Linked DNA regions of Homo sapiens: all the other regions are linked to region 1. Evidence: read pairs that join two places in POLR2A ChIA-PET (ENCODE). Cell type or tissue: B cell. All regions are shown on one strand. Links, peaks and the distances in the headings refer to the core of each region. The heading gives the core; the rest is flanking DNA.

Region 1 (9,829 bases), core at 3,103-7,102:
TTTTCTCTACCTTGATAGTCAGTCAACTAGAAAACCCTTCTGTTGAATATCTTTCTAAAAAGTGCCCCTTCTTCCTGTCTCAGGAAGAGTTCATTGCACATATTTGACTCTTTATTTGATAAATTTAGGGTCTTACAAAATGTTAGAATCCCATTTTGACATCCATTCTCATTATAGGTGGTTTGAAAAATGGTAACTTTCTGTGAGATGTGCCATTGCAAACAGGAATGTTTTCATGCAGGTCACACAGTCTATTTATATTGTACCTTTGAATTAGAAAGAGGCACACTCAGAACGTAAGACTTAGAATTAAAGGCCTCCCCCACTGGCCATAGCAGCACCCCTAGCTCACAACCAGTTGAAGGTGGTTTTGGTGTGAACACTAAGATGCCCCTTCCTGGTTGAATTGGGGCTGGTTCAGCCCCCACCTCCCTCCCGGCCAGGTGCCATTTTGCTCGTAACCCCCTGTAACAGCCCTGCAAGACACAGATAACATTTTATTTTTTTAAAAAGTTGTTAGTCCCCTAAACCAAAGAGCAACATATACTGCAGAAATAAAAAGTTAGTCATAGCAAAGGAGAAGTAACAGTATCTGGTTTTAATAATAGCTCATATATTCCATTGGTACATATTTACAAAGGGCCAAACTCAACTAATTTATTTAAAAAAAAAAGAAGCGTGGCACAGTGGCTCACGCCTATATGCTCAGCACTTTGGGAGGCCAAGGCAGGAGGATCGCTTAAAGCCAGGAGTTCAAGACCATCCTGGGCAATAAAGTGAGACTTTGTTCCTACAAAAAAATTTGTTCAAAATTAGCAGGGGGCCGGGTGCAGTGGCCCACACCTGTTACCCCCACACTTTAGGAGGCTGAGGCAGGTGGATCACTTGAGCCCAGGACTTCATACCAGCCTGGGCAACATGGCGAGACTCCATCTCAACAACAAATACGAAAAAATTAACGAGGTGTGGTGGCTAACCTGTGGTCCCCCCTACTCAGGAGATCGAAGCAGGTGAATTGCTTGAGCCCAGGAGACGGAGGTTGCAGAGAGCTGTGATCACGCCACTGCACTCCAGCCTGGGTGACAGAGCGAGACCCTGACAAAAAAAAAAGGGATTCTGGTGTTCTAGCGTTGCGGTTGTTTCTAAATGCCCTTCTTAGCAGTTTTATTGCACTATAATTGGCATACTATTCAGTTCACCCATGTAGAGTGTACAATTCAATGGGGTTTTAAAAATTAGTATATTCACAGAGTTGTACAACCATTCCTACAGTCAATTTTTTTTTTTTTTTGAGACGGAGTTTCGCTCTTGTTGCCCAGGCAAGAGTGCAATGTTGTGATCTCAGCTCACTGCAACCTCTGCCTCCCGGGTTCAAGTGATTCTCCTGCCTCAGCCTCCCAAGTAGCTGGGATTACAGGCGTCTGCCACCACACCCGGCTAATTTTGTATTTTTAGTAGAGACGAGGCTTCTCCATGTTGGTCAGGCTGGTCTTGAACTCCTGGCCTCGGGTGATCCGCCCGCCTTGGCCTCCCAAAGTGCTGGGATTACAGACGTGAGCCACTGCGCCCAGCTAATTCCTACAGTCAATTTTAGAATATTTTCATCACCTGAGAGGAAACCCTGCACTCATTAGCAGCCACTGCCTGTTCTCCTTGCCCCTGACTCCAGGCAACCAGTGATCTCCTTTCTGTCTATTTGCCTATTCTAGATATCTAAAAACCTTCTAAATGTTTACGGAACCATATCATTATTAGATGGAACCATCAATGAAGTACTTGACCAGTAATTTCCATACATATTTTGGATGAAGGCAAGGGTATTGTTTCTCCTCTGCTCTCAGGCACCACTCGCGGAACACTGCTAACACCGATATGTGGAGGTTGTTTCCCCACTACTCAGGAGGCTGAGGTGGGAGGATGGCTTAAGCCCAGGAGTTGGAGGTTGCAGTGAACCGAGATTATGCCACTGCACTCCATGCTGGGTGACAGAGAAAGACCCCATCTCAAAAAAAAAAAGTAGTAGGTTGTCACCTGCATTTCTCAGCAGCTGGCAGTGAATTGAAGGTTCACAGGACTCCCTCCTTGAGTTTGGTTAACTTGCTAGAGCGGGTCAGAAAACACAGAAATGCTACTTACATTTGCTAGTTTATTAATAAAGGATATCATAAAGGATACAGAAGAACAGCCAGATGGAGAGATTCAAGGAACGTGGGAGGGGGCACGGAGCTTTCATGCCCTCTCCAGGCACGCTACCCTCCAGGAACCTCCAAACGGTTCAGCTGTCTGGAAGCTCTCTGAACCTTGTCATTTTGGAGTTTTATGGAAGCTTTTTTATGCAGTCATGATTGATTACATCACCAGCCCTTGGTGATCAGCTTAACCTTCAGCTTCGGTCTCCTCCCTGGAGGGATGGGTGTCCCACCCCGCTAATCCTGCCTTGGTCTTTCTGGTGACCAGCCCCTTTTCTGAAGCCATCTAAGGGCCCCCAGCCGCCACTCATCTCATTAGCAAACAAAAGATACCACGGCTCAAAAAAAAAAAAAGACAAAGTATGTTTGTGTGTGTGTGTGTGTGTGTGTGTGTGTGTGTGTGTGTGTGTGTGTATTGTTGGGGCTCAGAAAATGATACCTGGAAATATGGTGCTTTGATATGCTGAACTCTCCACCCTCACACTTTGTCTCTCCCAAAGCACAGGATGAGGCTCTTCTCTGCCGTTCCCTTATCTACCTAGAAACTGGACCTACCAGAGAGGAACACAGTTGTCTTTGATCCCTTTCCTGAAATGTCATTAACCAGGGAACATTAAAACTCATCTTACAGAGGAGACTGAAGACCAAACAACATACCTAGAGCCTGGACAAACTGTCCCAACCGTTGTTTGTTCACTGTCCCATACAATTTCCAAAGAGAATCATTCACAAGATGATATCTGCTTCCCAGATCCATTCATTCCCCACTAAGAATTATTTCCTCCCACATCCCTATCTCCCCTTCCCCTGTGAAGAAGAGTATAGAAGCGTCTGTACCTCGCTGGCATTATTGGGTAATCATTCTGCAGTTCCCCTGTGCAATGCATGTTAAATAAGTGGATGCCTTTGCTCCCATTAATCTGCCTTTTGTCGGTTCACTTTCAGCAGACCTTTAGAGAGTGAAAGGGGAAGCTTTTCCTCTTGGCCGCTACAATACATATGTAGGTGCATATATGTTTAATCACTTATGGATGAGTCTAGTTTCTAAAAGTACTTTTTTCATCACTGTGTTTCTTTTCTGATCAGTAAAAAAGATTTTTTTTTTTTTTTTGAGACCGAGTCTCACTCTGTCGCCTAGGCTGGAGTGCAGTAGCACAATCTCGGCTCACTGCAGCCTCTGCCTCCTGGGTTCAAGCGATTCTCCTGCCTCAGCCACCCTAGTAGCTGGGATTACAAGTGTGTGCCACCACACCCACCTAATTTGTGTATTTTTGGTAGAGACGGGGTTTCGCCATGTTGGCCGGGCTGGTCTCAAACTCTTGGCCTCAAGTGATCCACCTATCTCGGCCTCCCAAACTGCTGGAATTACAGACGTGAGCCATCACGCCCAGCCGATCATTTTTTAAAATATAAAAAAGCACACCATTTGTGCTATGAGAATTTCAGACAACACCCAGAAACAAATATCTCCTTAAGCACTACCTCACGGATGTTTTCCCATTATGAATGCTGACGTACAAATAATCCTAATTTTGTTTAATCAAAAAGGGATATTATACTTTTAATTCTCCATCCTGCTTTATTTTTATTTTTTAATTGCATCTTGCTCTTTTGCTGAATAATTTTTGGAGATTTTCCATATCTTTCTATATAGACTTAACTATAATCATTTTATTGGTGTATAGTTTACTATATTTGGATGTATAATTGATTTACTCAGTCACTTGTTGGTACTCCAGGACTCATAAAAAAAGAATTTGGACTAACTCTAGGTAGTCATATAGATAGAATAAATTGTCACTCATCACATGTGTTTGGCTGACTTGAAACTATTGTCTGGGAGTGTGGCTGCCACCCAGCCAATGTCCAGCTGATGTGGGTAGGAACAGGTTGTGGGAAGGAGAGCTGATGGCCGACCATTATTTTTCTTTGTTGCCAAACTGCTGCGTCTTTTTTTTTTTTTTTTTTGAGAGTGTCTCACTTTGTTGCCCAGGCTGGAGTGCAGTGGCATGATCTTGGCTGGCTCACTGCAACCTCCGCCTCCTAGGTTCAAGCAGCTCTCCTGCCCTAGCCTCCCGAGTAGCTGGGATTACAGGCGTGCTCCACCACTCCCAGCTAACTTGTATTTTTAGTAGAGATGGGGTTTCACCATCTTGCCTAGGCTGGTCTCGAACTTCTGGCCTCAAGTGATCCTCCTGCCTCAGCCTCCCAAAGTGCTGGGATTACAGGTGTGAGCCACTGCACCCAGCCCAGACTGCTGCTTCTCTAACAAGACAACTAAAATGATTTCCTTTGAATTGTTTCTCTAAATGTCTGTGGCATACCTGCAAGTTGCTTGCAGGATTTCTGTGTTTTGTGATGCATGTTGTAAAGGATGCTGCTTCAGATGTAGAAGTTTTAGGAGCCGAGAGCCAAGCTGAATCTGTGCCTCTTCCTAACATAAAGTGGAAGTTGGCCAGGCGCAGTGGCTCATGCCTGTAATCCCAGCACTTTGGGAGGCTGAGGAGGGCGGATCACGAGGTCAGGAGATCGAGACCATCCTGGCTAACACGGTGAAATCCCGTCTCTACTAAAAATACAAAAAAATTAGCCGGGCGTGTTGGCAGGCGCCTGTAGTCCCAGCTACTCAGGAGGCTGAGGCAGGAGAATGGTGTGAACCCGGGAGGCGGAGCTTGCAGTGAGCTGAGATTGCGCCACTGCACTCCAGCCTGGGCGACAGAGCGAGACTCCGTCTCAAAAAAAAAAAAAAAAAAGTGGAAGTTGCTTTTAAAAATACTTTCCATGTTAGTTTGTCTTGTGACTAACCTCATTTCCATAGACACTAACTACAAAAGATAATTATAACTAATTGACATTCTAAATTAATTTGGTTCTGGCTAACTGAAACTTTTGTTCATATCTAATGGAGTAAGTTTCATAAGGCTGATGATAGCTGAAGGTCTTTAAATATTTTGCCAAAACAGGAAGTTTAAAAATAGGTAATTTAAAACTTCTCCTAAAGCATGAAGTATGAACCTAAAGCAACACCACTCAAATTTTAATGTGCATCTGAGTCATCTGGGGCTGCAGGGCTGCAGGAGTCTAAGATTCTGCATTTTGTTTTTGTGTTTGTTTTTGAAACGGAGTCTCGCTGTGTCACCCAGGCTGGAGTGCAGTGGTGCGATCTCGGCTCACCACAACCTCCACCTCCCAGGTTCCAGTGATTCTCCTGCCTCAGCCTCCAAAGTAGCTGGGACTACAGGTGCGCGCCACCATGCCTGGCTAATTTTGTATTTTTAGTAGAGACAGGGTTTCACCATGTTGGCTAGACTGGTCTTGAACTCCTGACCTCAGGTGATCCACCTGCCTTGACCTCCCAAAGTGCTGGGATTATAGGCATGAGCCACCGCACCCAGCCAGATTCTGCATTTTGAACCAGCTCCTCCTGGGTGCTGCAGGTACCACTGCTCTGCCCATCCACACGTTGAGTAGCAGGAACCCAGAGGTTTGTCCCTTTGCAGGTCTTCTCACCTGACATGACCTTTTGACTCAACTTTGCCTCTTTTCAGAGTTTGGATTATGATCGCTGTATCAATGACCCTTACCTGGAAGTTTTGGAGACCATGGATAATAAGGTGGGTCTTACAATTCTTCATCTCTGGGGATCAAATCAGTCTTAACATGGCATTTTTTTTCTCTTCTAAAGGCCCCAGTAAACATCTTTACACCTTGTTTTTTGAACCTTTTCATGCGATACAGGCAGACCTCACTTTATGCGCTTTGCTTTATTTCACCTCGCAGGTACTGCAGGTTTTACAAACTGGAGGTTGGTGGCAACCCTGTGTTGAGCAAGGTGCCATTTTTCCAATAGCATGCATTTTGTTTGCATTTTTTAGCCATAAAGTATTTTTTAATTAAGGTAGGTACATTTTTGTAGGCATAATGCTATTACACACTTTATAGACCTCAGTATAGTGTAAACATCACTTTTATATGCACTGGGTAACCAAAACACTCGTGTGACTCACTTTATTGTGATATTTGCTTTATTGTGGTGGTCTAGAACCAAACCCATGCTATCTGCAAGGTAGGCCTATGTTGGCATTTATTCCCTAGGCCTTTATCCTGCCAACCAGAGTTCCCCCTGTCAGTGCACCTTGCCCAGCCTCTTAAGAGTCCATCATTTTTGCACTGTAAAGCACCTGAAATCCCAACATCATCTTTACTGTGCCTGCTCTCCACGTGGAATTTAGCTTAAAACTGGTTGGCCAAGATGTATTTCTTCCCCTCTGCCACCATAACCCTGTAAACTGAATCATTCTTTTCCTGTGTGAACAGAAAGGTCGAAGATATGAGGCGGTGAAGTGGATGGTGGTGTTTGCCATTGGAGTCTGCACTGGCCTGGTGAGGAGGCAGGGCCTGGAGGGATGGTGGGCCATAGGGCTGGAGGGGCTTACAGGGAAAGCCCTGGCCTGGTGAATAACATTGTCATTTGTCATTATAACATTTATAACATTATAATGCAATAACACTTGTCATTATAATCAAGAGTGCCTTTTCTTTTTTCCCTTTTTTTTTTTTAAATGAATAATCCTGGCACAGTTTTTCACACTTCCCCTGCTTTTGCTTTGTGAAATGAAAGCGAGACACATGACAATGGTGCTCTTGAAGCGCTCAAAGGTTTGGGCAGGACTTTATCTTTTATGATATGATTATGGATCATAATCTCTAATCTACCTAGTAAACTAGATGTCTCCCTAATGGGTAGATAATGCATTGGGTAGAGTAAATAATGGAAGTTAAAGTTACTTTTTTTTTTCTTTTAATTTAAATAGAGACAGGGTCTCGCTTTGTCACCCTGGCTGGAGCACAGTGGCGTAATCACAGTTCACTGCAGCCTCGACCTTCTGGGCTTGGGTGATCCTCCTACCTCAGCCTCCCGAGTGGTTAGGACTCTAGGCAGGCATGAGATCGCTCTTTAGGGAAAAAGCGAAGTCGTGGGTACGGAACTGTGAACATCGTGCCCTTCATTTAGCACAGCGTGCCAGTGAACAGGGTGGCACACCATAGCTATTGATCTCATGCAGGGAGTTTATGGTGCTATCCTGGGCTCCTCCCCGTACGTCGTTAATGTTATCTAGAAGATAGAGCCAGCAGCTGTGAGTGAAGGGATATGCCCGTATGAACAGAGTTGGTGGAGGCAGCAACTTCACAGGTGAATCAAAGACAAGGCAAGATTGGAAACATGGCCAAAGATGAGGATAGCAAAAAGTCTGGAACCAAAACTGCCGACTTCACATTGTTAAATATGAGGAAGAGAAGCTGGAAAAATCAGCATCAGTCAAAAAGATCCATGTCAAATCTGATTCCGGTCAGTACAGTGTTGGGATAGGGTATCTGTCCTCAGTAACAGCCTGTTGACCACCTTTATCTTGAACTGGCCACAAGCCTCCTACTTAATTTGACATGATATGCCTAGAAAATGTACACATGTGTTCGGTATAATATAGCCACAGGGGCCAACCACAATTTTTATTTTCATGGCATGCATCAAATTTTTACTATAGTAAATCCACAAGTAAAGGAACATCTTACTAGGTAAGACTGATGGCATTCAGAAGCCCTCTTCAGTGATATTCTGATGGATACCATTTTGGGGAAACTTGGGTTGATTTATTGTTTTATTTAAATCTCAGGGTGTTGGGCCAGGGACGGTGGCTCACACCTGTAATCCCAGCATTTTGAGAGGCCGAGACAGGAGGACTGCTTGAGCCCAGGAGTTTGAGACCAGCCTGGGCAACGTAGGGAGACCCTGTCTCCTTAAAAATAAAAAAAAAATTAAAAAAAAGAAATCTCAGGGTATTTATTTTGCTATATATGTTTCTGGTTGCAGATTTCTCTATAATAAGCATAGTCCTTAGGCCTCTAGTTGTTAGTGTTTGTGCTACTTTTATATCAAACTCTTTGGAGCTGCCACTTGTCAGTACTACAGGTTGAGTGTTCCTTATCAGAAAATCCAAAATGCTCCAAAATCCAAAACTTTTTGAATGCTGACACGATTCTCAGGAAATACTCATTGGCGCATTCAGATTTTGGATTTCAAATTTTTGGATTTGGGATGTTTAATCAGTATAATGTAGATATTCGAAAAAAAAATCTGAAATCCAAAACACTTCTGGTCCCAAGCATTTCAGATAAGTGTTACTCAAGCTGAAGCAACTTTACCTCCTACCTTTGTATTTTAGGAAGGCACACCTGCCTTTATGACATAGCACTCCCAACTCTTGTCCATTGATGTGTGGCCACTTTATGGCTTCAGTATCAAAAAGCCTCCAGGCATTGGCTTGAGGGAAGGCCAGAGTTAAAGGCAAGAAGCTTTGATCCTGAATCCATAAAATTAGAAGTCTTTCTAGTTCTCCTTTAAGCCCTGAGCACTTTGGAGAGTGGAATACTGGAATTTGGTTGTTTTCTCTACCCAGAGTAACTATGGACTATAAGATGGTTATAAGTCAAGCCTGGCACAGTGGGGTGTGCCTGTAATCCCAGCTACCTGGGAGGCTGAGGCAGGAGGATCTCTTAAACCCTGGAGTTCAAGGCCAGCCTAGGCAATATAGCAAGACCCCATCTCAAAAAAAGATGATTTCAAGTCAAAATAATGACTTACAAAATAGAACCTGCTAATAAGGAACATGCAAAAAGCACATACACCTAAATGAATGTTGTGTTTTAAAGCAAGCTTGTCCAACCCATGGCCCAACACAGATTCATATACCTTTTAAAAACATTTATGAGATTTTTCTGAGTTTTTCTTTTCTTAGCTCATCAGCTGTCATTAGTGTATTTTATGTGTGGCCAAAGACAATTCTTCTTCCAGTGTGGTCCAGGGAAGCCAAAAGAGTAGACACCCCTGTGTCAGTAGTCTTTCTTGGTCTCACATCTTTTTCTGCACCTGCTTCCCTCTTTGTTTTCCGTTGCTTCACTCAACTTAGCTGTACTCTCTGCCTTTGTTCTTTGGAGGGGCAGTGGGACTGGGCTGGAGAAGGGATCTCCTCCTTCTGCGCTTTTCTGCTGTGCATTCACGTACTGCTGGCTGGTGAGCAGCCTCCGTATGTGCAGTGGGGGAGGAGATGCCTTCAAGAGGAGCACACCTGTACTATACTTGTGCTACACTTGGAAATAAGGCTGTGTGACAGATCTCTTGCTCTTCACAGGTGGGTCTCTTTGTGGACTTTTTTGTGCGACTCTTCACCCAACTCAAGTTCGGAGTGGTACAGACATGTATCCTTTTCACGGTTCCTGGTGTTCGTGGACTTCAGTGGTCACCAAGATTCTTTCTTACATAGAAATGGGTCTAACAGTAAGCATAGTATTAGAAGGGCCGCTTATTAGCTATTCAGCTTTAATATTTCTAATGATCACTGAAGGACACAAAAGAAGGACTTTAATAAGCAAAGACATATACCTATGTTTGTGGTTGATAAGATTACAGATGCCGCAAAGATGCCTGTACTCCCTAATCTGTAAATTTAATGTAGTTCCAATCAAAATTCCAATAGAATTTGTTGTGGAACTCAGAAATTCTTTGTAAATTTGTGTAGAAGAGTAAAGGGCCAAAAGCAGTCAGTATAGTTCTAAATGACAAGAAGGTGGACTTGACCCTG
Region 2 (9,829 bases), core at 3,294-7,293, 330 kb after region 1:
CAGGTCTGGTCAGGAGGAAGACTGTGTTCATTTTCCCCTTTTCTTTACTCTTCCATGAATCTCATCCTCCAAGCTGGATGACAGAGCAGGTGGCTATGGTCCATTCCTTTTTTTTTTTTTCCCCATCTGTCAGTTCTTCCATTACTTTCTTTTAATTCAAGCATTCATACATTAAGAAGGGTTTCTATCCTTTCATTTTTCAATATAATATACACAACCATAATGCTAGTTCAGTTTCAAATTATGGGGGATCACATTCGAATATGCTTGGATGTGACAAGTGGCTGTTACAATACTGAGAAATTTCATGAAAGAGGTATTCAACAATTTGTAAGGTAATCAAATATGTTTTTGCTGCATAGGCCAATGCATTAATAGTAACTTGTTTTAAAATGCAGTCTTTTGGCCGGATATGATGGCTCACACTTAAAATCCCAGCATTTTGGGAGGCTGAGGCAGGCGGATCACCTGAGGTCAGGAGTTCGAGACCAGCCTTGCCAACATAGTGAAACCCCGTCTCTACTAAAACTACAAAAAGTATCCAGGTGTAGTGGCACACGCCTGTAGTCCCAGCTACTCAGGAGGCTGAGGCAGGAGAATCGCTTGAGCCTGGGGGACAGAGGTTGCAGGGAGCCGAGATTGCACCACTGCTCTCCCAGCCCGGGTAACAGAGTGAGACTCCATCTGAAAAAAAAAAAAAAAAAAGGCAGTCTTTTAGCCTTCATATTATTATGAAAGAGTATTCAAGAGTATGTATTAAGGTTGGTGCCATTTGCCATTAAAAGTAATGGCAAACCTGGTTTAACCCTTCTGATAGGTAGTTGTGGATGTTGGGGTTGAGAACAGAATAATCTTTGTCTGGAGTGACACCACACTCTAGAATTTCCACTTTGAAAAATACTCAGTTCTTTTTTTTTTTTTTTTTTTTTTTTTAATTTTTTTAGTATTTATTGATCATTCTTGGGTGTTTCTCAGAGAGGGGGATTTGGCAGGGTCATAGGACAATAGTGGAGGGAAGGTCAGCAGATAAACATGTGAACAAAGGTCTCTGGTTTTCCTAGGCAGAGGGCCCTGCCGCCTTCCGCAGTGTTTGTGTCCCTGGGTACTTGAGATTAGGGAGTGGTGATGACTCTTAGCGAGTGAAGAATACTCAGTTCTAAGCTGTGGTTCCTGGTAGAACAAACTTTATTTTTCTAGCTCAGCAGTGATCTGGAAGCTGAGGAATCTCAGCGCCTTTTAAAAGTTATTATGTGGTTTTGTTTTAAAAAGCTCCTGTTTTGGGAAAGTAGAATTTATGGGTATAACATATGTTCATTATTTGTACATAAAATAAAACCATTTAAAAAGTAAAAAATAATAATAATAATAATGGCAAAGACGTGATTACTTTTGCACCAATCTAAAAGATACGCCCTCTGTGCCTTGAGAATCATTGCGTCAGCACGGGCATCCCTGCCTCCTCTGAATTACTCACACTCACTCCATTTTGAAGGCATCAGGACATTTCATGAGGCCACTTCTTTGCCCTTACCTGTAAAAATCAAAAACTAAACTGACACTTTCCTCATGACATAGCTGTTTTTTTGTTTTTTTTTGTTTTTTTTTTGTTTTTTTTTTAGCATTTAGAAAATATTTATTAATAATATACATGAATTTAGATTATATAGTATAGAGGTCACCGGGCTTGTCACTTGAACTAACAGTAGTCTGTTTTTAGAATGCTTGAGTGTGATCATAAAAGACTACTTTCCAGGATGTCGGGGCTGGGGAGCTGGAGGGGCTGCTCCAGGAGGTGGGGGACCTGGAGCTGGTACTTACAGACTTGGGTGCTTATGAGTGTGGGTTATGGACCAGATGCCAGGGTTCAAATCCTAGCTCAGATACTTATTGATGGTATAACCCTGGGCCAATTACTCGACTCCTCTGTGCCTCAGTTTCCTCATCTGTAAAATGGGGAGTGGGCTGTTACCCACCTCATACAGTGGTTGTGAGGATTAACATATGTCAAGGACTTTAGGACAGGGCCAACGGACGTGGCGAGCACCCTGTGAGTCGCTGACTGTTACCCCTACTATTTAGTACAAATTAAAAGCAACAGACTTCACCCAGAAAGCTGAGAAGCCCGGGGCAGCTCATGGCAGCTTTTAAAGCAGAAAGGGGGACTCACTGGGGTCTGTAGAGATGAAAAAAAAAAGGGGCCTCCCAGTTCAGAGACTGGTGGGGAGGTTGGGGGTACCCTGCAGCAGCACCCATTCCCGTCCCACAGCAGCTGAGGAGTGGTGCGTCGGTGACAGAACCCGTCGCGGAAGAGCGAGGGTTAATGAGCCAGCCACTGATGGAGACCTGCCACAGCGTGGGGGCAGCCTACCTGGAGAGCCTGCCGCTGCAGGATGCCAGCCCGGCCGGGGGCCCCTCGTCCCCCAGGGACCTTCCTGAGCCCCGGGTGTCCACGGAGCACACCAATAACAAGATTGGTGAGTCAGCCTGTTTTGGGAGGTCCCCTGCAGCCCAGGGGCAGATGGGAGATGAATACGGGGCCCTGGGCCCTGGAAGGGACCTGGAGACCCTGGAGTTGAAAGGCCCAGGAAAGGAGAGGCATAGATTCTTCACCCCAATTGAAGTTTCTGTAAGTAGGGACAGCGAGGGTACTTACCTCGTAGGCCATTGTGCGGATTCATGAGCCAGTGTGCATGAGATGCCTGCTGTTACTCATAAAAAACGAACACCACCCCAGCCCCCAACACCGAGCACCCGAGGGGACAGGAGGAAGACGTGCCAGTGGTCACAGGACCTGCCACTTGTCTGGCGCATTCCGGGCACTGTGTAGGTGCCATCTCTTCATCTCTGATGGTCTCACCACCTTCTTTGGATGGTGTCTTTCTCCCCATTTTACAGTTGGGGAGACCGTGGCTCAGAGGGTGAAGTGATTTTCCCCATTGCATGGCTACTAAGTGGCACAGCTGGAACTCGTCCCGCATCTGCTGGGCCTTGAAGCCCGTGGTTTGTCCACGTTACCACCCACCCTCTGCAGAAGCAGGAGGACAGATGGGGCCCAGATGTTCAGAGCTTCCCAACGGCAGCTGCTGCCAGCCTGGACAGACATTGGCTTTGGCCTCCTGTGGGCCTCCCTGCCTCCTCTCTTGCTTCTCATCACCTTGGTACGGCATTTTCCCCAAAATGTATACCTGACCCTATTGCACTCCTGCCGAGAAGCCTCCAGCAGCTTCCCATTCCCTATGGGATGAATTCCAGCATTCTTATTCCAGCACTCAAGGCTGACAGCAAGTTGTAGCTCCCCGACCAGACTCACCTACCTTCTGACCCCACAGTCTGTCCCTCCCCCTCATGGCAGTCTCCCAAATTTACAGACCCCTCTGTCACTTCTGAGCTTCTCAATGGGAGCTACCCCCTCGCCTGAAATAGCCAACTCCACTGCCTTGAATCCAGTTAATTCTGGATATCCTGGGGACCCTGCTTATTTGCCCCTTCCTCCAGGAAGCCTTCTGTGCCCTCTCCACCATGCTATGCTCCCTAAGAACCCAGGCCTCCCCTACCCGGTGTCCTAGCACCCAGTGGTGTGACTGCGTGTTTATAGCCTTCCTCCACCTCCACCTGGCTTTGTGCTCCCTGTGGGCAGGGCCTTGGTGGACCCCACCTCTGTCGCTTCTGGAAGGGTAACTGGCACTGGGATAATACTGAAGAGTCATTTGTAATTGTCCTGTGCATTTCTATGGCAGACAGTGGTGGCCAGAACTCTTCAGGGCAGTCATCTTCTCTTTTTATTTTTTCAGCCTCCTGAGTAGCTGGGATTATGGGCGAGTGTCATCATGCCTGGCTAATTTTTTGTATTTTTAGTAGAGATGGGGTTTCACTCTGTTGGCCAGGCTGGTCTGGAACTCCTGGCCTCAAGGTGATCTGCCTGCCTTGGCCTCCCAAAGTACTGGGATTATAGGCATGAGCCACCATGCCCAGCCTGGGCAGTCTTTTGTAACAAACTGAAGCTTTTGAAATGGTAGCTTTTAGTAAGTTTTATTTGAAAAGTATGTATTTTGGGAAATACCATCAAAGGCTTCTTCAGAATTCCTAAGAAGTCCTAACTGGAACTTCTGAGTCCACACTGAGTACAGTGCCTGGAATCCCAGGGGTGGGGTTCAGAGGGTGTTTGATGGGGAGGAGAAGGAAGTACCAGGCTCCCAGGCAGCTGGCTCAGGTGTGGGCTGCCCTCCCCTGGCATGGCCTGCAGGCCTTGCTGGTGAGTGGATCGGGGGCCACCTCCGCCATGGTGGAAAGGGAAGGCCTTGGAGGTTCTCTTGGGCACCCAAGACACAGGCAACCCCCTTGTCCTCCTAATGCCAGCCCAGGGTAGCGTTCCCCCTTCCCATCCAGTTCCCAAGAGGGGTCACACTGGGGTCTGTACATCGTCCCTCTTCCCCTGGGAACCAGGCAAGGGAAGAACCCCTTTCCCCCCAACTTCCTCACCTGCCCTCCCCACATAGCCAAGATGAATTCCCTGGACTCTGGAGCTCTGGGGAGGGGGCAGGAAATCCATGCAGCCCTTGGAAGCCACCCCCACAGCCTGGGGAGTAGGCAGCCTGTGATGGGGGCAGAGCCAGAGCGGGGCAGACCCCTCATGGCCGGCTCTGAAGTTTCCAGACCCCTCTTTCACTTCCGAGCTCAGTGGGAGCTGCTTCCTCACCCAGAGCAGCCAATTCCACCGCTTTGAATCCAGTTAATTCCAGATTTCCTGGGGACTCCTGCCCATTTCCCTGAGGAATGTGAGGGGACCAGCCTGTCCCCAGCTGTGGCTCCTTCTCCCTAATCCAGCACCCCCACCCTCACTTCCCTCCCACCTGACCCCACCCGCCTCTCATCTTCTCTGCCCATCCCCCTCTGGGCCTTCTCTCCCCTCCTGGGGTCTCCTCTCTCACCACCCCCGGCCCCCATCTTTTGCCCAGCCCTCTATAGGGCTCCTAGGGCTGGGAGCCCACAAGCCTGATGGAGGTGTGGGGAGTGCTGAGGCCCTGCTCTGTTTTGGGGTCTGTGGGGGCGCCCAGCCCATAGCCTGTCCCGCACTCTGGGCCTTCTCCTCTTGCTGCCGTTTGGCGCACTTCTCTCTTTCCTGGGGGTGTTCAAAACCAGAATAGAAGAACCAGCGTCATGCAATAGGGTTGAGGGTGTGGGGGACTCGAGAACCTTTTTGGGGTTCCTGAATCCGAGGGGTATAACTGCATTACCCAGAAAGGCAGGGGTCCCTGCACCCCCACCCCACCCCAGCTCTCAAGTTCCCTCTTGAGCTTCCCCATTCTGGCCTCCAGAGTCCAGCGCAGAACAGCTGGGAGCCAGCCCACCCTGAGCCAGACACCATCAGCTGGGCGGAGGCCAGGCTTCCCCACTCCCCAGCTCCTCGGGCCACTGAACCTGAGCCCCCATGTCCCCTCTATCAGAAGGCCACACCAGAAGCCCCCACATCAGACTGTGGCGAGGACCGGCCCTCCGTCCAAGCTCCCACCATGTGCTCACAGCACAGCCATGCACGCTGCAGGCAGGAGACCGGCTGTGAGCAGTAAGCCCCGAAATTCACGGCCTGAGCCAGGCTGTCTCAATCATGGGCTGCCGAGACCTATTGAGGGGGCCGGGTTTTCTGCAGGATGTGACAGGCTGGCTGAGTTTGCCCGGACCGAGGGGACTCCCAGGACACGGGACTTGCAGTAGTAGAACCAGGAATGTTCCCGGGCAAGCTGGACAAGTTGGTCACCCCGGGTTTTGGCTGCAGGCACACAGATAGGAGCAGAAAGGGCCACCAGGCGGAGTGGGTGGTTTTTTTTTGGGGGATTTCTCCTAACTACGTGGCGACCTTGGGCAGGTCATTTAACCTCTCCAGGCTTCAGATTCTTACCTGTAAATGGGAATCTTGATGGGGTCCGCCTTGCAGGAGGGCTGGGGACCCAGGAGTGGGGGTGTGGAAACTGCTCAGCTCTGCTGTTTCTGCTCGTGCTCTGGTTACCCACGGCTTTGCCTGTTTTTGTCCACAGTTTGCTTTCTGTCCCACCCTGTCCTCTTCTTCCCTACCCATCCGCAGAGATGTGCTGAGAAAATCCTAAGTACAAGTGGGCTGGTTCTTAACTCCTCAAGGCCCAGCTCCTAGCTGTTCTATTTCCTCTGAGCCCCCAGGATGCCTGTAAGGTACATCAGAGAGGCTGTGCCATCAGCCTGAAGCCACCCGGCAGGTGTACCAGCACTGGGCCTCGGCCCTTCTCTGCCTCTTTGCTCCCATCCTGGCTGGTGCTCTGGCCTCCCTCGCTCACCCATCCTTTTGCCTTGCAGAGAAAATCTACATCATGAAGGCTGACACCGTGATCGTGGGGACCGTGAAGGCTGAGCTGCCGGAGGGCCGGGGCCTGGCGGGGCCAGCAGAGCCCGAGTTGGAGGAGGAGCTGGAGGCGGACCATACCCCCCACTACCCCGAGCAGGAGACAGAACCGCCTCTGGGCAGCTGCAGCGATGTCATGCTCTCAGTGGAAGAGGAAGGGAAAGAAGACCCCTTGCCCACAGCTGCCTCTGGAAAGTGAGGCCTGGGCTGGGCTGGGGCTAGGAGGGCAGCAGGGTGGCCTCTGGGAGGCCAGGATGGCACTGTTGGCACCGAGGTTGGGGGCAGAGGCCCATCTGGCCTGAACTGAGGCTCCAGCATCTAGTGGTGGACCGGCCGGTCACTGCAGGGGTCTGGTGGTCTCTGCTTGCATCCCCAACTTAGCTGTCCCCTGACCCAGAGCCTAGGGGATCCGGGGCTTGTACAGAAGAGACAGTCCAAGGGGACTGGATCCCAGCAGTGATGTTGGTTGAGGCAGCAAACAGATGGCAGGATGGGCACTGCCGAGAACAGCATTGGTCCCAGAGCCCTGGGCATCAGACCTTAACCACCAGGCCCACAGCCCAGCGAGGGAGAGGTCGTGAGGCCAGCTCCCGGGGCCCCTGTAACCCTACTCTCCTCTCTCCCTGGACCTCAGAGGTGACACCCATTGGGCCCTTCCGGCATGCCCCCAGTTACTGTAAATGTGGCCCCCAGTGGGCATGGAGCCAGTGCCTGTGGTTGTTTCTCCAGAGTCAAAAGGGAAGTCGAGGGATGGGGCGTCGTCAGCTGGCACTGTCTCTGCTGCAGCGGCCACACTGTACTCTGCACTGGTGTGAGGGCCCCTGCCTGGACTGTGGGACCCTCCTGGTGCTGCCCACCTTCCCTGTCCTGTAGCCCCCTCGGTGGGCCCAGGGCCTAGGGCCCAGGATCAAGTCACTCATCTCAGAATGTCCCCACCAATCCCCGCCACAGCAGGCGCCTCGGGTCCCAGATGTCTGCAGCCCTCAGCAGCTGCAGACCGCCCCTCACCAACCCAGAGAACCTGCTTTACTTTGCCCAGGGACTTCCTCCCCATGTGAACATGGGGAACTTCGGGCCCTGCCTGGAGTCCTTGACCGCTCTCTGTGGGCCCCACCCACTCTGTCCTGGGAAATGAAGAAGCATCTTCCTTAGGTCTGCCCTGCTTGCAAATCCACTAGCACCGACCCCACCACCTGGTTCCGGCTCTGCACGCTTTGGGGTGTGGATGTCGAGAGGCACCACGGCCTCACCCAGGCATCTGCTTTACTCTGGACCATAGGAAACAAGACCGTTTGGAGGTTTCATCAGGATTTTGGGTTTTTCACATTTCACGCTAAGGAGTAGTGGCCCTGACTTCCGGTCGGCTGGCCAGCTGACTCCCTAGGGCCTTCAGACGTGTATGCAAATGAGTGATGGATAAGGATGAGTCTTGGAGTTGCGGGCAGCCTGGAGACTCGTGGACTTACCGCCTGGAGGCAGGCCCGGGAAGGCTGCTGTTTACTCATCGGGCAGCCACGTGCTCTCTGGAGGAAGTGATAGTTTCTGAAACCGCTCAGATGTTTTGGGGAAAGTTGGAGAAGCCGTGGCCTTGCGAGAGGTGGTTACACCAGAACCTGGACATTGGCCAGAAGAAGCTTAAGTGGGCAGACACTGTTTGCCCAGTGTTTGTGCAAGGATGGAGTGGGTGTCTCTGCATCACCCACAGCCGCAGCTGTAAGGCACGCTGGAAGGCACACGCCTGCCAGGCAGGGCAGTCTGGCGCCCATGATGGGAGGGATTGACATGTTTCAACAAAATAATGCACTTCCTTACCTAGTGGCCCTTCACACAACTTTTGAATCTCTAAAAATCCATAAAATCCTTAAAGAACTGTAAGGCTGAGGACATGATCATCGAAATTGAGAGTATGTTATTAATAGAACCCCTGAGCAGAAGTGGCTTTGGGAGTCTCCCAGCAGGGCAGGAATTCCCACTGAACCCCCAGGCACTAAGGTGGCCAGTCTCTGGTAGATTGGATACTTCTGGGGCCGGGAGCCCACTTCCTGCTGGGGCAGTCCTTCTTGTTGCTGGAAGATTTTCCTTATCACTCGAGGCAAATTCTTTCTCCATGTAATTGCCGCTCCCTGGTCCAAAGGCTGCCCTTTGAGGACACTCAAAGCCACTGTCGGCCAGTTGCGGTGCCTCACCCCTGTAATCCCAGCACACTGGGAGGCCGAGGCGAGTGGATCACCTGAGGTCAGGAGTTCAAGACTAGCCTGGCCAACATGGTAAAACCCCGTCTCTGCTAAAAATATAAAAATTAGTCGGGTGTGGTGGCGGGCACCTGTAATCCCAGCTACTCAGGAGGCTGAGGCAGGAGAATCGCTTGAACCTGGGAGGTGGAGGTTGCAGCAGTGAGCCGAGATCGTGCCACTGCACTCCAGCCTGGGTGACAAGAATGAGACTCCGTCTCAAAAAAAAAAAAAAAAAAATGCCACTGTTGTCACAAGGCTCCCTTTAGGTATTCGAAGAAAGGTTTCTGGGCCTCCCCATGGCCTTCCTCCCTCTGGGCTGGGCCGGGCAGCCCCATAGCTTTGGAGAAGGGATTCTCCAAGGAACAGCGTGAGTGCCCAAGCCCTGGGAGGCAGGGGGAGGACCACAGGTATCTGGGATCCCTGGGAGGCAGGGTGAGGACCACAGGTATCTGGGAGTGTTGGGCTTCAGTGTCTGAGCTGGGAGGAGCCCAGCCTGCCTCCCTGGGCACAGCTTTGTGGCACTTTAGGGCCAGCCTCCACCCCAGGCAGCCAGCCTGAGGCCTCCTCTGACTGTCTCCTGTGCGAGGTGGAGAACACCCACAGCCACAGACAGACCCTGTCCACCCCATCCCCAAGACTCCAGCCCACACCCACACATCAGCCCAGCCATTGAACCAGCCATGCACTCAGTCCAGGAGCCAGGGTGGATTTCCCCATCCTGCCCAGCGATGAGCGGACCCCTTCTATTCTCTGGCTGTGCTCACGTCCAGGTTGGCAGATGGACAGAGCTCCCTGCTACTCAAGGTAGCAATTCTCAGGCTGTGACGACACCCCCACACACCTCTTCCTAAACATTTGCGATCAGAGAGGGACAGCAAGTGGTAAGTATCAGATGGAAGCTGTTGCCTTCAAAGAAAAGCCATTGTTTCCCAAGGCACTTTTGTAGGTGGTAAAAACCATTCTACAGTTCACAGAATCTCCACGGCTCGGGTCAGTCCCTAAAACGGAACGAGGGGACCTCCCTAGAGCGTCTCTCGCTCCATCACGACCTCACCCTCCAACAGTGAGGTGTAAAAGACCCAAGGCTGGGTCTTGGTCATCTTTGTCCCATGGTCACTGGGCACTGATTGGTTGGGCTAAGTAGAAATGAAAACCTGTGTGGGGATGAGAGGCGGCTCTCCAGCCACAGTTCCTCGGGTGCCTTCTCTCTTCCCCCCACTTCCTC
Region 3 (9,829 bases), core at 3,655-7,654, 460 kb before region 1:
CCCCTTTAGACGCAGAGCATGTCTTAAAGGGACAGAGAAAGCCTCCAATCAGCCTTGTCCCCCAAATCCTGCACTACACAAACTGCTTCCAAGTCTTCAGGGTAAATGTTTGGGGTTCAGGGGAGGTGAATTCATGGCAGATGAGCAGGTGTGCCCATGCAGAGTGGAAGCCTGGGATTGAAGGTGAAGACCTATGTGCCCAATTCCTCACCACCCCCCAGACATTTGACAATAGCTTCTTCCTCTGAGCAACTTCCATTTCTCAGTCTTCTCACCTCCATCGTCTCCAGTCTGTACAACCACCTTTAAAGCAGGTGCAATTAAAATACCACTTTGCAGAGACGGTTAGTGCAGTTAATAATTTGTCCAAAGTTGCAGAGCTTGATAAGTAGGAGAGCCTGAGCCTGTCCAGTTTTCCCCTTTCCACTGTTTTCTTCCTTCCTCCCTCCCTCCTTCTCTCTCTCCCTCCTTCTCTCCCTCCCTTTCTCTCCCTTTCTCCTTCCTTCCTTCTTTCCTTCCTTCCTTCTATCCTTCCTTCCTTCCTTCCCTCCCTCCCTTTCTCTCTCTTTCTCCTTCCTTCCTTCCTTCTTTCCTTCCTTCCCTCCCTGCCTCTCCCTCCCTCCCCCCCTCCCTCCCTCCCTCCCTTCCTTCCTTCCTCTCTTTCTCTCTTTCTTTCTTTCTCAGACAACTCTCACTCTGTCACCCAGGCTGGAGTGCAGTGGCGCAATGTTGGCTCCCTGCAACCTCTACGTCCCAGGTTCAAGCAATTCTTGTGCTTCAGCTTCCCGAGTAGCTGGGACTACAGATGTGTGTCACCATGCCCAGCTAATTTTTGTATTTTTAGTAGAGATGGGTTTTCACCATGTTGGCCAGGTTGGTCTCAAACTCTTGACCTCAAGTGATCCACCTGCCTCGGCCTCCTAAATTGCAGGGATTACAGGTGTGAGCCACTGCTCCCGGCCCACTGTTTTCCAATTAAGGCCTTGCCTATTGTCTGGCCAGCACTGGACCAGGGCAAGGACATCTATATCCTCAAGCAGTGCACATTTTCTCTGTGACTGCTGAAAGGGGGAAGTGTGTGGACTATACATTGATTGGGACATTGAATTATTTGTATGAAGTACAAGTTGGGTAAAATACAAAAACTAAGTGTGACGAATGTTCTTATCCCTGGTTGAATCACTAGGGGAGCTTTTTGAAAAATGGTTTTGAATTAAACTTTATTTTGAGATAATTATAGATACACATACAATTGTAGAAAATAATACAGACAGATCCCATGTACCCTTTACCCAGCTTTTCCCAATGTTAACAGTGTGCAAAACTGTAGTATAATATTATGCCAGTAAGCAGACGTTAATATAATGCACTATGCTGGGCGCAGTGGCTCATGCCTGTAGTCCCAGCACTTTGGGAGGCCAAGGCGGACAGATTGCTTGTAGGCCAGGAGTTCTGGACCAGACTGGGCAACATGGTGAAGCCCCGTCTCTACAAAAATAATAAAAATTAGCCAGATGTGGTGGCTGTAGTCCCAGCTACTAGGGAGGCTAAAGTGGGAGGATCACTTGAGCCTGGGAGGTCAATTCTGCAGTGAGCTGAGATCATATCACTGCATTCCAGCTTGGACGCCAGAGTGAGACTCTCTATGTATGTATGTATGTATGTATGTATGTATGTATCTGTCTAGCTATCTATCTATCTCTATGTATCTATGTATCTAAAATCCACTGATCTTATTCAGATATCAGCAGTTTCCTATCATGCTAATTTGTGTGTTTATGCATTTTGATTACATGTGTAGGTTTGTGTATCAAGATACAGAGAAGACCCACTGGCATGAGGGCCTCTTATGTTGCCCTTTTATAACCATATCCACCTACTCCCCCTCCCCCTCTCTACCCCAACCCCATCCCTGACCCTTGGCAACCATTCATCTGTTCTCTCTATAATTTTGTCATTTTGAGAATGTTCTATAAACGGAGTCATACAGCATGTAACCTTTCAAGATTGGCTTTTTTTTTTCACTCACTCAGCATCGTTCCCTTAAAATTCATCCTAATTGGAATGTGTATCAATAGTTTGTTCCTTTGTATTGTTGGGTAGTATTCTACGGTATGGGTGCAACACAGTTTAACTCATTGAAGGATAACTGGGTCATTTTCAGTTTTGACTGTTACAAATAAAGCTGCTGCTGGGGTGCTTTTAAAACACTCAGACTGGAGGATCTGACTCAAACAAGAGTGGGTCGAGGGTAAGCCCTGGAAATGTATAAAAGTTTGTGCCGTCACTGACCAGGGTAAGGCATGAATGCAGAGCTTGGGGAGTAAATAAAGTTTAGACTTTATCCTCACCGCACCCCTAAAGTGTAAAACAAAGATATATATGTAGTCAAAGATAGTGCCTTGTATGGACAGCTTGAGTTCTCTGAGGTTACTTCCATCTTTGTCTATAATAGAAAAGGCAATATGTGGCTGGATGCGGTGGCTCACGTCTGTAATCCCAGCAATTTGAGAGGCTGAGGCGGGTGGATCACCTGAGGCCAGGAGTTTGAGACCAGCCTGGGCAATATGGTGAAACCCCATCTCTACTAAAAATACAAAATTAGCTAGGCAAGGTGGCTCACGCCTGTAATCCCAGCTACTTGGGAGGCTGAGGCAGGAGAATTGCTTGAACCCGGTAGGTGGAGGTTGCAGCGAGCTGAGATTGTGCCACTGCACTCCAGCTTGGGCAGCAGAACAAGACTGTCTCCAAAATAAAAAGAAGGAAAAAAAAAAAAAAACAGAAAAAAAAGGCAGTATGTGTTTGGGGAGAAAGTTCTGGTCTGGGGTTTTGGAGGATTTGTGTTGAACTCTTTCTCTTTGTACCCTTGATTTCTTGCCTCATGATGGGCCTCAGTTTGTCCATCTGCAAACTGGGAGCTGATTTTACTTCTGTAGATATTTATGATAGAGGAAAGCAACTGTGGCTGTGGTCCTGGGATTCCTCCAGTGCAGACACCTGGGTTCATCTGAAGGCAGGGAAGGAGCTCCTGCCTCAGTTCCTGCCCGTGAGTTGGAAGGGCTGGGAGCATCTTCAGGGCAGCTGGTCCCTGCTGCAAGTCTCCCTCAGCAGCCCATGCAGCTGACATTGCCCAGATGTGACATTGTCACTTGCAGCTCAGGGCACAGGATCGGTCCCTGGGAGAAAGGACAACTTCAGGGCGAACTAATGAGGCCAAACCGCACACCACTTCCTCCCTGCATCCCAGCCCTCCTCCTGCCTCACTGATAGCCCCTCATCCTGCTTCTCTCACTCCCCTCGGCTCTCCCTCCGGAAGGAAAGCCGGACCCCCTCTCTGCTTCCAGACCAAGGCTGGAATTATTTAATTGCAAATCAGTAAAAGCGTCAGCAGCTTGCCGCTTAACTGCTAAGAGGAATGATTCATAACCCCATGCCAGGCACCGAGCACTTCCTTCCCATCGCCTCGGCCCACCCCGCGCGAGAGAGGAGATAAATTACTGTCATTGCTTTTTATGGCACATATAATCGGGTGGCAACATGGAGACTCGACTCATCTCAAAGTCATTTACAATGAATTATTCATTTGGCTGAAAAAAGTCTTCAATTGGAGGGGGAAATAGCCTCTCGACTCCCTGGCTTCGGGCTGCCCTGTTGGTAGGTGGGGAGGTAATCCTGGGCCTGGGAGATCCAAGTTCCCCTCGGTAACTTCTGGACCTCAGAATCCGATAGCATGGGCAAGAGGGTAGGGGTAGGAGTCTGAGCTGCAGGAACTCACTTACCTAACGTGCTTCTGGAAAATACTGCTGGGGTCCTGGAGTATCTATCCCTCCCACTGGCATACTCAGAGGAAACCACAGATCCTTGTTCACATCAGGTAACCCCTCCCTTCCTCCCTCCCTCTCCTTTCTTTCTTTCTTTCTATAAACATTTCTTTCCCCTAAGACAGAATCTCACGCTGTCACCCAGTTTGGAGTGCAGTGGGGCGATCTCAGCTCATTGCAACCTCCGCCTCCTGGGTTCAAGTGATTCTTGTGCCTCAGCCTCCCAAGTAGTTGGGATTACAGGCTCCCCAGTAGCTGGGATTACAGGCACCACCATGCTCCACTAATTTTGTGTATTTTTAGTAAAGATGAGATTTCATCATATTGGCCAGTCTCGTCTTGAACTCCAGGCCTCATGTGGTCTGCCCGCCTTGGCCTCCCAAAGTGCTGGGATTACAGGCGTGGGCCACCATGCCTGGCCTCTATAAACATTTGTTATCTACTAATATGTGCATATCAGTCAGGATATGGCACCTTACGCTGCAGTAACAAGCGTCCCCCTAATTTCAGAGGTGTAAGAGCACAAGGTATATTTCTCAGGCAACTCATCACACAGGTCTATGTCGTTCTCACTCTGGGAAGCGGCTGGTGGAGCAGCCACTATCTTGATGGTTGCTGCCACAAGCATATCCTCTTAAAACATACACTCAGAAAGGACACATGTTGCTTCTGTTTCCATTTCATGAGCGAAAGCAAGTCTCATGGCCACACCTAACTTCAAATGGGCAGGAAAGTGCCACCTGACCTTATGCCCTGGAGGAGGAGAAAAAGGAACATCTGTGAACGCCCCGATGCTTATTTCACAGGGGATGTGTCAGGCCTTGGAAAGTAACAATGAAAGGGACCTAGTCTTTTTTCTTGATGGTCTAGTGCAAGGGGCAGATGGAAAAGACAGATGCACAGAAAAGGATGATCCAGGGGGCTCCGCTCCAGGAAAGAGGCCTTCCTGGAACTCCCAGGAGGAAGGGCGATGTGGGATCTGGCCTCAAGGGACCTGATCTTGGAACTTTTTGGTCATGGGCAAGTGAACTCATGTCTTCGAGCCTCAGTTTCTTCCTCCTTCACGTGGGGGTGATGAAGGTGAGACCGTAGCACCCACTCATTGGGTGGTTGTGAGAAATGCGTGAAATGTCTGTCGAAGCCTTTGGAAGGTGAGTCATTGGCATGGTTTGCTATGAATTCATTTACACTTGTTTTTAGAATAACAACGCTAAGTTGCTTCTCGCAGGGACATTCAGTTCCTGAGGTTGGCCCCCGCCAACTATGCTTCTGAATCAGGGTTCAGCCTGGTAGGCCTGGCTGGCTGGGGGCTCCCCAAGGGGCAGCTCCAGCTTTATGAAAATAGCAATTTCCCTGGAGAACTCAAGTGTGGACTGGGGGCAGTGCCCCCTTCTGGTAGGAGGGGCTTTGGGCTGGAGGGTGGCCTGAGCATGGTGAGTGTGGAGCTCACCTAGAGGCCTCATCTGTGGGTGAGGTCCCAAGTCCCACCCCCAGCTCCCCCTGAGCCGCAGCCCCCATGGCATTCATTCATTCATCCAACACATATTGATTGAGTGCTGGCACTCGCAGGCATTGCGCTGGGGTTGAGGACACAGCAGATGAACAGGACAGACCAGCTTCTATTCTCACGGTGCTTGCATGGCAGTGGGAGAACAGGTCATTTTTGTGGTTGACACTGTTGGTTGACCAAATGCCCCGGGATCCCTTTGCTCATTTCTGTGAGTTTGTCCCTCAGTTTCTGTGTGCTTTTTTCTTTTTTGAGATGGAGTCTCGCTCTGTTGCTCAGGCTGGAGTGCAATGGCGCGATCTGGGCCCACTGCAACCTCTGCCTTCCGGGTTCAAGTGATTCTCCTGCCTCAGCCTCCTGAGTAGCCGGGATTATAGGCGTGCACCACCACACCCAGCTAATTTTTGTATTTTTGGTAGAGACGGGGTTTCACCATGTTGGCCAGGCTGGTCCCAAACTCCTGATCTCAGGTGACCCACCTGCCTCGGCCTCCCAAAGTTCTGGGATTACAGGCGTCAGCCACCGCGCTCGGCCTTGTGTGATTTGTTTCTGAGAGCCAGCCTGCACCTGTGACTCTCTTTAGAGGACTGCCCCGGGCTATGAGAGCTGGTGTGCCCAATGCATACAGAGAACAGGAAGTGTGCTGAGAGTTCATGTTTCCCCAGAGGCAGCCCTTAGCTCAGGACTGATGAGTGTTGGAGAATGGAAGTCCTGCTCCCTCGCCTTGAATTGGGACATCCCTTAAGATGTCATTTCTACTTCAGGGCCTCCCATAGGGCCAGGCTAAGGCTGAGGCTTTGCTCGAAATTGCCCCCCTGGTTAGCTTCCTCCCTTCTCTGTCCTGCCCCCGTATCAGTCTCCTCTGGGAGCACCTTCTTGAATCATCAGCACACAGATCCTCATAGCAGGGTTTGCTTCTGGGGAGCCTCACTTACAACACTTATCTGAAACCCACCCCTTCCTTCCTCAGTGGGCAGAGCCTCTGTTTTGTTCTCAGCTCTTTCTCCTCTCCACAGGACTCAGCACGAGTACTGTTGGTCTGACTGGTCCCACTCGATTTGCCCTGAATTGCATTAGCTGGGAACAGGTGACTCAGATGTGGCCAAGGACACAGGATGGGATATCTGTGGGGCGGCTTCTGGGAATCGTTTTCTTTTTCTTTTCTTTTTTCCTTAAGGCAGAGTCTGGTTCTGTCGCCCAGAGAGCGGTAACACGATCTCAGCTCACTGCAACCTCTGCCTCCCGGGTTCAAGCAATTTTCATGCCTCAGGCTCCTGAGTAGCTGGAGTTACAGGCACGTGCTACCATGCCCGGCTAATGTTTTGTATTTTTAGTAGAGACAGGGTTTCACCATGTTGGCTGGGCTGGTCTTGAACTCCCTACCTCAAGCGATCTGCTCACCTCAGACTCCCAAAATGCTGGGATTACAGGTGTGAGCCACCACACTGGCTTGGGAATGGTTTTCTTAAAACAATAGGCAGAGGATGAATCCACTTCCCCCACTGGACACACAGCCACATGCAATGGCAGGAACCTTGGCCAGTGCACTGAGGAAGCTGACACACCAAGGATGGTGTGGTGAAGGCACCTGTGCTCCACACGATGCCCGGGAGGCTCAGATTGCCAGCCTGGAGCCCCACACCTCAGAATGCCTTGTTCTGTGAAATGAGAAATCCCCTATTTGGCAAAGCCATTTTGAGTCTGGTCTGCTGTTATTTGCAACCAAAAATATCCCAGTGGATATGATTTCATTTATTTATTTTATTTTATTTTACTTTTGAGATGGAGTCTTGCTGTGTCACCTAGGCTGGAGTGCAAATGAGGCAGTCTCCACCTCCCGGGTTCAAGTGAATCTGCTGCCTCAGCCTCCTGAGTAGCTGGGATTACAGACGTCTGCCACCACGCACAGCTAATTTTTGTATTTTTAGTAGAGATAGGGCTTCACCATGTTGGCCAGGCTGGTCTCAAACTCCTTACCTCAGGTGATCCGCCTGCCTCGGCCTCCCAAAGTGCTGGGATTACAGGCTTGAGCCACCACGCCCAGCTTGACACAGTGGATATGATTTTAGATAGTGATAAGTTGCCATGAAAGATGGGTTCCTTCCAGGTCTCTGTTTAGTTTGGCAGGTGGGTCCCATTGGGCTTCCATCATGTACTAGGTTTGCAATAAATTACACAGTGTCATATGGCATGGGGTAAGGAATAGGCTTTATTGGGGAAACAGAAAACTAACAAGGCAGAGTCAATAAGCAAAACAAATGGAAGGTATGGGGTCAGATAACAGTGGGGAGGACTTCAGGTGTCCTGGGAATGTAACCTCACATTATTTATCCCTCATGTCTCCTGAAACATCTTTTCTGTTTGTTTGCTCTTTTGGTCTCTATAAATCTTGTTTCCTTCTTTGCTATGGCCATCAGGAAGCTCAGAGTTAATTTGTGGCACCTCTCATTTACTGTTAGTACCTTATAGTGTGTAAGTTTGTATTGTCCCTTTAGCCTGACATTATCTTATTTTTCCTTTGCTCCAAGTTCCTCATCCATCTGTTTTTATTCTGTTGGGCTCTGCCTATTTCTGTAAGTTCCATCAGTTATTCTTCAGAGTGAAGCAGGATATGCCTGAATCCATCCATCCATCCCCTGAAGCTGTACTTAGAACCTCCCTGAGGACGGTGACTGCTAAGTGGCTCCGAAGAGCCTCCCCAGGCATCTGGCAGGCTGGGGAAAAGCTGAGAAAGGCCTCTTTCTCTGTAGCTTCAAGGAGGTATTTATTGGCTGTCTTTCAGGCACATTTTAGCTGTCATCCAACATTCTCAACCTTAGTCCCCTTCTCTGGGCTAAGGGGAGAATGATGGTCCTACCCCAGTCTCCCAGATGCCAGGTCTGGGAAATGGAGTGGAAAATCCTTTGAAATTCCCAATTAATAAATAAAAATAATGTGGAGGGCTCATCACCATGGAGACCAAAGGCTTGTTTGGTCGTCATGGTGACCCTGGGATAGGCTGTCTGCCCAAAATGATCAGCATCACTAGGAAAGAAGGGCCAAGAGGTGGAGAGACAGGACTGCATGCCACAGGGTGAGAGCCAGGCGCCGGCAGATTTCTCGAGGCAGGTCGAGAGCAAGAGTGGGATGATGTGGAGGTGTGGGAGATCAAAGGGGAGAGCACACTATCTTCTAGAACTTTCTTCCTGCCACTCTGCCCCCTCTTTCATCCACCTGATTCCTTCTGGGCCCCGTGCCCCCCGGGCTGGGAGGGGAACCTGGCCTACTCCTTGGCAGTGCTGCCAGGGAGTCTCCATGACAACCCCAGCCCCCATCTGTGGGAGTGGAGCCCTCGGCTAGGGCCTCAAGGGAGTTGCCTGGGTAACCGGGCTCCCTTGCCCCACTTCCCCGCCAACCAAACCTCCTCGGCCCCTCCCCCTCTTTGCGATGGGAGGGTGAGAGGATGGGGTCACCATGGAGACCCAGCTTCCCTCCCGCTGCCCCCTTTCCAGAGCAGCTGTCACAGGATGATGGTCGGGAGGAGACCTGGGAACGAGGGTGTCTGCTGGCGAGGAGACAAATGACCAAGACCCTCTCTCTGGCGGAGGAAGAGCATCCTGGCTCTTTAAGAAGTGACACTTCTTGGGATGTTTGGGGTGTTGAGTGCAACTCCTCTCAGCCACCCCCTGCTGGAAGTCCTGGGCTCAGTGGAGCGGGCCTGGGCAACGAGTTCTGGAGCGGGGACCTTCTCCCTCCCTGCCTGGCTGTTCCCCTGCAGAGGAGCTGTGGCTCATTCAGCAACGGAGAACACTCAGGTGGTTAACGAGCATTTACTTCCCAAACGAGGAGACGGTTACATGACTAGTTGTTGTTTTATCTTGCTAATGAAAATACATAAAAAACAAAATGGCCAATTAGCAAGGCCATTTGTTCCCAGGTCTTGGCTGTTTCTTTCTGGAGAGGGAAGCCATTCTCTGGGTTGGGGCTGGCCCCTCAGTCAACTGTGGTGGCCTCTGAGGCCCCTCCCCCTCACTCCTGCCCTTGTGGTCCCTGGTACCCTTGCCTTTGATTTCTGATGTGTGCCGCCAGCAGCCAGGAAACCCCTGCCGGTGTTCCCTGCCAACCCCCCTCTGTAGCCTTCTCATTCATTTCTTTCTTTCTTTCTTTTTTTTTCTTTTCTTTTTTTTTTTTGGAGATGGAGTCTCGCTTTGTTGCTCACCAGGCTGGAGTGCAGTGGCGTGATCTCGGCTCACCGCAACCTCCGCCTCCCAGGTTCAAGTGATTCTCCTGCCTCAGCCTCCCGAGTAGCTGGGATTACAGGCATGCACCACCACACCCAGCTAATTTTTGTATTTTTAGTAGAGATGGGGCTTCACCATGTTGTCCAGGCTGGTCTTGAACTCCTGACCTCAAGTGATCCCCCCGACTCCCCGCCTCGGTCTCCCAAAGTGCTGGGATTACAGGCATGAGCCACTGCGCCCAGTGGCTTCTCATGTCTTTCCTTCAGCTGGCTAGACACCGC

The links. Peaks named below come from ENCODE experiments on the same cell type or tissue, not always from the same donor. Only the 100,000 strongest peaks of a DNase experiment are listed, where the experiment ranks them.
Region 2: POLR2A ChIA-PET joins it to region 1 with 6 read pairs; 1 of 35 experiments calls an interaction of 5 or more read pairs at or near these places.
Region 3: POLR2A ChIA-PET joins it to region 1 with 7 read pairs; 2 of 35 experiments call an interaction of 5 or more read pairs at or near these places.

The regions. Positions count from the first base shown.
Region 1 is chr1:11,810,109-11,819,937 of GRCh38, forward strand. It overlaps CLCN6 (chloride voltage-gated channel 6), which reads left to right. Exons shown (of 23, transcript NM_001286.5): 3 at 5,738-5,803; 4 at 6,507-6,572; 5 at 9,380-9,446. Among named protein-coding and RNA genes, the nearest start is that of CLCN6, 8.8 kb to the left of the region's middle. In B cell, for the core only: no CTCF peak of the experiment used is centred there; DNase peaks (open chromatin) are centred at 4,562 and 5,073; H3K4me3 peaks cover 1,647 bases; H3K27ac peaks cover 3,862 bases.
Region 2 is chr1:12,135,963-12,145,791 of GRCh38, forward strand. It overlaps TNFRSF8 (TNF receptor superfamily member 8), which reads left to right. Exons shown (of 15, transcript NM_001243.5): 14 at 2,267-2,474; 15 at 6,325-8,245. The coding sequence ends at 6,569. Among named protein-coding and RNA genes, the nearest start is that of MIR7846, 26 kb to the right of the region's middle. RefSeq lists enhancers at 9,237-9,326, 9,387-9,446. In B cell, for the core only: no CTCF peak of the experiment used is centred there; no DNase peak of the experiment used is centred there.
Region 3 is chr1:11,347,060-11,356,888 of GRCh38, forward strand. No RefSeq gene overlaps it. Among named protein-coding and RNA genes, the nearest start is that of UBIAD1, 79 kb to the left of the region's middle. In B cell, for the core only: no CTCF peak of the experiment used is centred there; no DNase peak of the experiment used is centred there.